Linked DNA regions of Homo sapiens: region 2 is linked to region 1. Evidence: chromatin contacts called from ENCODE Hi-C or POLR2A ChIA-PET data. All regions are on one chromosome and are shown on one strand. Each heading gives the region's core, a stretch centred on a gene start or an enhancer-like site at or near the end of the contact. The rest is flanking DNA. Distances are from core to core; before and after follow the strand shown. Region 1 has its middle 68 kb from the start of COQ2. Region 2 holds the start of GPAT3 (glycerol-3-phosphate acyltransferase 3).

The links. A loop is a pair of places that touch in the nucleus more often than their neighbours do. ChIA-PET counts read pairs that join two places held with the same protein, here RNA polymerase II (POLR2A). Pooled maps may share reads with other maps.
Region 2: a loop to region 1 is called in a pooled map, with 8 times the contacts of the local background. The contact joins the promoter of GPAT3 here to the enhancer-like site in region 1. A Hi-C loop is called at or near these places in 7 of 50 pooled maps. POLR2A ChIA-PET finds 5 or more read pairs at or near these places in 2 of 52 experiments (MCF 10A and activated CD4-positive, alpha-beta T cell).

Annotation. Positions count from the first base shown.
Region 1 is chr4:83,214,868-83,218,810 of GRCh38, forward strand. No RefSeq gene overlaps it. Among named protein-coding and RNA genes, the nearest start is that of COQ2, 68 kb to the right of the region's middle. RefSeq lists an enhancer at 2,141-2,210. Within about 2 kb of position 2,269, at least 14 of the 41 ENCODE cell types and tissues checked have a DNase peak (open chromatin) inside an H3K27ac peak, as active enhancers do.
Region 2 is chr4:83,534,019-83,537,961 of GRCh38, forward strand. GPAT3 (glycerol-3-phosphate acyltransferase 3) reads left to right here and starts at 2,090. Exons shown (of 12, transcript NM_032717.5): 1 at 2,090-2,745. The coding sequence starts at 2,605.

The sequences.
Region 1 (3,943 bases), core at 1,019-3,518:
CTAATTGTCCACTTATTTGACGCTGGTTGTGCAAGTTGCTTAAACTTCACGAGCCTCACTTCTCTCATCTACAAAATGCAGATAGTAATACCTAGTGAGGCTTCAATGAGATAATGCATGTCAGCACTTGGTACACTGTTCACTCTCTTTCTCCTCCTCTTGAATGAGGGAAGACAGTGATTTCTGAGGAAGGGTTAGGTAGAGGAAGTGTTAAGCAGACCAGAGGGACACTTGACCACTCAGCACTAGAAAACTCTGAAGCCTGCCAGGTTTTTGGTGGGCCTCTCTCCACACCGTCTCTTCACCCATAGCTGGCTTTTTCTGAGAACAGGTACAGGAGCAGGTACAGACTCAGCTCAGAAATGGAAGGAAATTATCTTGACATAATAAAGGCTATAGCTAATAATCATACCCAGCGGTGAAAAACTGAAGGCTTTCTTTCAAGATCAGAAACAAGACAAGAATGTCCATTTTCTACATTTCTACTCAACATACTATGGGTAGTACTAGCCCAAACAATTAGGTAAGAAAAAGAAATAAAAGGCACTCAAATTAGAAAGGAAGAAAAAAATTATATATGTTTGCAAATAATATAATCTTATTTGTAGAAAATCTGAAATATTCCAGAAAAATAAAAAACTGTTAGAACTAATACATTTAGCAAAGTTGGAGGATACAAATTCAGCGCACAAAAATCAGTTGCATTTTTAAAGACTGACAATGAGTAATCTGAAAAAAGTTAATAAAACAATCCCATTTACAACAGCATCAAATAAATAAAATACTTATCCAAGAAAGTGAAAGGCATATAGTAAACTGTAAAACATTGCTAAATGAAATTAAATAAGACACAAACAGAAAGACATCTCATGTTCAGGGATTGGAAGCATTAAAATATCCATACTACACAAAGCAATATACAGATCCAATGCAATGCTTATCAAAGATTCCAATGTCATTGTTTATAGAAATAGAAAAAAAATACTAAAATCCATATAGAATCTCAAAAATAGCCAAAACATCTTGAGAAAGGAAAACAAGGCTGGAAGCCTCACACTTCCTGATTTTAAAGCATTACAGAGGTAGGGTAATTAAAACAGAATGTCACTGACATAAAGACAGACATATAGACCAATGGTACAGAATAAGGAGCCCAGAAATAAACTCTCATGTATATCATCAAATGATCTTTGACAAGAGTGTCAAGACAACACAATGGGGAAAGGATAGTTTCTCAACAAATGGAATTGGGAAAACCGGATATCCACCTGCAAAAGAATGAAATTGGACTCTTGACTGTACAAAAATTAACTGAAAATGTATTAAAGACCTAAATGTAAGACCTGAAGCTATAAAACTCTTAGGAGAAAATATAGGAGGAAATCTTCATGACATTGGATTTGGCAATGATGTCTAGTGTATGACACAAAAGCACAGGTGACAAAAGCAAAAATAGCAAGTGGGACTGCAAAAACTTCTGTGCAGGAAAGGAAACAATCAACAGAGTGGAAAGGCAACCTGCAGAATGGGAGCAAATATCTGTAAACCATAGATCTGATAAGGAGTTAATATCCAGAATATATAAAGAACTCCTACAACTCAACCACATAAAAATAAATAATTCGATTAAAAAATAGGCAGGCTGGGTACAGTGGCTCATGCCTGTAATCCCAGCACTTTGGGAGGTGGAGGCAGGCGGATCACCTGAGGTCAGGAGTTCGAGACCAGCCTGACCAACATGGAGAAACCCCGTCTCTACTAACAATACAAAATTAGCTGGGTGTGGTGGCGCATGCCTGTAATCCTAGCTACTCAGGAGGCTGAGGCGGGAGAATCGCTTGAACTCAGGAGGCAGAGGTTACAGTGAGCTGAGATTGTGCCATTGCACTCCAGCCTGGGCAACAAGAGTGAAACTCCGTCTCAAAAAAAAAAAAAAAAACCAAAAAAACAAATTAATTGCAGCTTTTGCCATTTTTTTTTAAATATGGAAACCACAATTACTTTTGCAGCAATCTAATAAAGTAGTCAAACTCCTAGAAACAGAAAGTGAATGGTGGTTAACAGGGGCTGGGGGAGAGGGGAATAGGAAGTTCTTTAATAGGTGTTTCTGTATGGGAAGATTAAAAAGTTCTGGAGATAGACCATGGTGATGATAGCACAACATGTGAATGTACTTACTGCCACTGAATGGTGCACTTAAAAATGGTTAAGATGGGTCCTGGGCAGGGTGGCCCACTCCAAGGCCTGGGTGCAGTGGGAGGGTCCTGACGTGGTGTCCCTAGAGGCCCTCCCTGCCCCTTTCTCCCCCTGAAAGGCGTGTGTCCCCTCTCTGTACCTCGCTGGAAGCCCAGCCGCTGGCGCAGCACGTGTTCCTGGCATACCAGGCTCACGTGCATGTTAGTGAGCCACAAGATGCAGGGATGGAGAAGAAAGCCTTCGCCTACCAGTAGCTGCCTGCTAGGCACCAGGGGATGGGCTGATTTGCTCCAGAATGAATCCACATCAGGAATAGCAGTTACAATTGAGGCCGCCACCTGATTAAGTCTGTAGTAATCTCTCATTCTCCAGATCTGCCTGTCTTCTGCAAAGGCCAAACAGGCCAAGTGAGGACACCTTGAGATGGTGGACCCCCGCCAGCTGGGAAGAGGACCCTCACCTGACCATGCTGATGCTCTGATTGCAGACTTCCAACCTCCAGAACTGTGAGAAAATAAATATTTGTTGCTTAAACCACACACAAAATGGGCTAAGATGGTGAATTTTATGTATATTTTCCCACAGATACACACATACACACAAGATATACTTGAACAACACCCGCGGGGATTCTGATTAATCTGGGGCTTGGGAAAATGCATTTCAAATATGCGACTGAGGTGGTTTTGATAGGGGTAAACAAGAAGTGAAAGAAACAGGAAGATGAACTGTTACCCGTAATGTGAGAAACCTATGAGGAAGCTGAACCACCCTGTGGGGTTCTGTCACTGGGAGTGACTTCCTGGTGTTCTGCTGAGCTACTCATTTTTCACTGTTTTGGTTATTGAGGTTGAACTGCTTGAATGAAAGGTGCGATACTGGGCTCTGGGTGGGGAGAGCAAAATCTGTTAATCTCAGGGGAGATGATCAAATACAAGAAGTGCAGAACTGAAGCTCTCAAAGGGACCTTGGTAACTTCTAGCAGCTCAGCTCTCCACTTCCTCCTCTGTGCAGTGGGAAAATGAAGCCCAGTTTACGTGTTGTTATTATAGAGACCAAATGAGATAAAAGGTGTGAAAGTGTTTTTTACTTTTTAATCAATTACTCAGTTTACTCATAGGGTGAGTGCTTAAATATGGGCTCCATAAAGGGTCAGGGCAAAAGTTCTCAACCCCGAGTACATATTAACATTACTTGAGGAGCTTTGAAAAATACCCAGATTGACCTCCTCCCCTCCACGATTCTCAGTCCACTGGTCTGGGGAGGGCACCGAGTTTGGGCATTTTTTAAAAATCTCTCAGGTTTTTCTACTGGCAGCCAGGCTTGAGCACTACCCCTCTATTAGTGGTGAATTCTAAGTGGTAAAACGGGAAAGGCTTAATCAAGAAGGACTTGTTTGAGCTAGACCTTATGTAAGATTTGAGGAATAATATTTTGGGACTAGGTAGTATATATACACACTATAAAATTTAGAAGTCTAAAAGGATTTATCATGAAAAGTGTATCTTCTCTGTCCTTCTCTCTGGAGGGGAGTCAGCAACTCTGACCAGCTCTCTTTATTTTTATTTTTTTGAGACAGGGCCTCACTCTGTCACCCAGGACCCAGGCTAGAGTGCAGTAGTGTGATCATAGCTCACTGTAGCCTCGACCTCCCAGGCTCAAGTGATCCTCCTGCCTCAGTCTCCCAAGTAGATGGGACTATGGGTGCACACCACCACGCCCGGATAATTAAAAAAACATTTTTTTT
Region 2 (3,943 bases), core at 840-3,339, 320 kb after region 1:
CCCTCACCCTCCTCCATCACTGCAAAGATGAGCCTTTGTTACCCTGGGGAGCCTGTGTTGGCTCTCCTGCCTTTTAGGCAAGAAAAAGATGAAGAGTTTTTGCCCTTGCACCAGGCTGCCTGCTGATCTCTGCATAGAGCTTTGTCATTTACCATGCAGTTTCATGCTCACAATCACTTTCAACCCTGAGAAGAACCCATCTTCCTGATGAGAAAGGTGAAGCACAGAAGCACTTGCTCAAACTTATATGTGTTCGTGCTGCTCTCAATCGAAGACTCCAAATTCCATTTTATTACCATTGCACCATACAGCTGTGGACGAATAATTCTTCCGTAACAGTTAAAACAAAACCAAACCAAAACCATTTTGTGGAGTTTGTTCATGAGCACCAAAAATCACTGGAGAGTGTGTGCACTCAGCACACGCAAAGTTGTGTGTATTATCTCCCTTGTGGGGTAAACTTTGGTACAAGGATTTAGCCTTCCTTAGTTATCTTGGTTTGAGGAAATAAAAGGAAAATAAGAGTTTTGCCTGAACATATGGTGTTAAATATGCCAATATAATATTTGAAGTTTTGCACTCAATATATATAGTGTTTGAAAGCAAGGACTTTGGGCAGCTTTCGGTAGTTGCGTTTTCCGTGTTTTTCTAAACTAGCCAACCTTACAGAGGTTTAATTTTGAGAAACCAAGCTCCTAACACTTCTTCATTCATAACCCTTTTTTTTTTTTTTTAGACTGAGTCTCACTCTGTCTCCCAGGCTGCAGTGCAGTGGCACGATCTCGGCTCACTGCAACCTCCTCCTCCCGGGTTCAAGTGATTCTCCTGCCTCAGCCTCCTGAGTAGCTGGGACTACAGGCGTGCGACACCACGCGGGGCTAATTTTTTTGTATTTTTAGTAGAGACGGGGGTTTCGCCATGTTGGCCAGGCTGGTGTTGAACTCCTAACCTCAGATGATCTGCCCGCCTCGCCTCCCAGAGTGCTGGGATTACAGGCGTGAGCCACCGCGCCCGGTCCATAACCTGGTTTTAATCATCAAGTTATAATTTTTTCCGTTCTTAGTGTGGGAGGGGGCTTGTGACAGCTACCTGGCAGTAAGTACTTAAGGCAGACATCTACATTCTTTACAGAGGGGCTTGTCACTTCGTTGGCTCCCCACTTCCTCCACACCCTGGGCAGGGACCATTTTCTCTGCAATATTTGCTATCAGCGCTGTTTCAATTCAGTTTGCTGGCCCTCTCAGTTTTTTTCCAGCTTGAAACAACACCTGAAAAGTACCTGTAAGAGATTTTGGTCGAATTCAGCGGCAATCTGGAAAATCCCTTCTCAAAATCCCTTCTGCTCATTCTTAAAAATAGTTCTGGTCTCTAAGAGAACAGCAATGTAGTAAATAACATACAGGGTTTTGCCCTTCGTTGCTCTGATAAGGGCTGGCGCGGTAGAAGCGCGGAGCCTGAACACCCAGGAGACACCTGTCAGCTTGGTGAATGAAGGCTTGCGCCGGCCTGGCATTTCTGCTACGCCTAAGCGCGGATAGTATTGGCTGAATGGTAGGGGAAGGTGTGGTTGGAATCTTCCCCCAGAAAGGGAGTGACAGATACTTAGCCGCAGGGTTTCTGTGCCAGGGAGATGGCGGCTCAGTGGGCTAGGCAACGCGTGGAGAGAGCTTCCTACTCTCGGGATAAGCAAGATTGAGCCCCACAGCTGTAGGCCATGTGGGGAAGGAGGTGTGGAAGCCAGAAGCGGCGTACACGGCTGCGTGGTGCGCTCTGCGTTTTCCTGTCCTTGGAAGCCCTTTCCAAGAGTTCGTTTTACACCCACACAAACAAGACCTCAAGCGTCCCAGATACGTCAGCAGTTCATTCTGCGGGTGAAGAAAATATTGACATTTTTCAGATGAAAACTCTCCTCCTGAAAGGACCTTTGCTGAGTGCTGGGGGAGGCGGGGCGCGGGGAAGAACGGAGACCGCCCAGGAGGCTGCGGCACTCCTGGGCTAAGTACTGCCAGGGAGCTCCCCCGTTGGGTGACGGAGGAGGTGGGGCGAGGGCAGCGCGCAGAAATAGGGCGCTGGGCGCCCGAGCGCAGCCAGCTTCCAGCACAGCCCGCGGCCCGGTGCCAGCTCCGCCGGCGACCGGTGTGCCAAAGTGCGGTGCTCCCGCAGGGAACCTGGCTCGGGGAGGGCCTCCGTGAGTCATCTGCTGAGTTGTCGCAATCGCCACCCAGAGGAAATCAGGCACCGGGCGGGGCGGGTTCCTGGCTGCGCTCGCGCGCTCTGCCCGCGCCGCGGTGTGCCTCCGCTTACCCGCAGCTCCGACCACTGGCTCGCGCTACCCAGGTCTCCGCACGCCGCGGTGGCTTCAGCCCAGACCTGGGCAGCCAGCGGAGAAAGAGTTAACTGGCAGGGGCGAGGAGGAGCCCAGGGAGGAAGGAAGGATATTGCCGTAATTCTGAAAGTTTTTTTCCTTCCTCTCTTCCCTTCGCAGAGGTGAGTGCCGGGCTCGGCGCTCTGCTCCTGGAGCTCCCGCGGGACTGCCTGGGGACAGGGACTGCTGTGGCGCTCGGCCCTCCACTGCGGACCTCTCCTGAGTGGGTGCGCCGAGTCATGGAGGGCGCAGAGCTGGCCGGGAAGATCCTTTCCACCTGGCTGACGCTGGTTCTCGGCTTCATCCTTTTACCTTCGGTCTTCGGAGTGTCTCTGGGCATCTCCGAGATCTACATGAAGATCCTAGTGAAAACTTTAGAGGTGAGTGCCGGGAGGGATGCAGCCAGCCCCACACCGCTGCGGGCTGAGAACCCGGGGGTCCAGTTCTCAAGGTCAGTGGTCGCGAGTCAGGGGTGTGTGTGCGCGCGTGTGCATGCGTGCGTGCATTTCTGTTCCTTGCCCGCAGCAGTGCGAAAGTCAGCATCTCGGCTTCTTTCGCGGAGCTGGAGGGATCTAGGCTGGAACCACTGGACCACTCTGTTGTTTCTCTGGTCGAAGGCGAAAAAATCATTCCACTCCCTGAGCATCGTTATTATTTTACTGATTAGAATAACAACAATGCGACCAACTTTTTGTATCAGAGGATTTGCTTATATCCATTATGCAGTGCAGTTTCCGCTTCACCCGCTTGTTTTTACAGCCCCAGGTTTCAGAGGTCCTTTTGTGTACTAAGGCATCCAGTTCAGAAAGGCATCATGTTCTTCTTTATGCCCAAGATAAGAGACCAATTGCTGGATGGCAGAAAGAAATCTTATTTTATTTTAGTGGAGTCATGGAAATTTTATCTAACCAACAGCACTTGAAATGCCATTGAAAAGGTATATATTCTTTGACCTCAGGTCTCCCTACCCTCCTGTTTCCAAATCCTGCAAAGAAAAATGTTAGATGGAAGTAGGCCTGGTAGAGAACAACTGCAGCTTACTCTTAGGGTTTTATTAAGTGTCAAAAGGCTGGGTAGGGTAGGGAGGGCAAGTGCCAACCCCCTTTTACAGAGAGGGAAACTGAGAGTCAGAGATCAGTGGTTTCTTTGAATTAAGTGTTAGAAGCAGGAGTCTTTTTTTAAAAAAAAATTTAATTATATGTATAATATGTGTGTGTGTGTGTGTGTGTGTGTGTGTGTGTGTATATTTAACATAAGAGACAGGGTCTTGCTATCTTGGCTAGGCTGGTCTTGAACTCCTGGCCTCAAGCAATCTTCCTGCCGTCACCTCCCAAAGTGCTGGGATTAAAGGTGTGAGCCCCACGCCTGGCCAGAAACAGGCATCTCAACTGAGAAGAGGCCCTGCAGCCTAGTGGTTAGGATTAGGGACCCTGGATACAGGTTTGCTTAGATTTGGTACCAAAATTGTAGCTCTGTTTCTCAAAATGTGACCTTAGGGAGGTCATCTACTCTTGTGCCTCATTTTCTGTATCTATAAAATAGGAGTAACAATAACTCCTATTTCCATAGGGTTGTTCA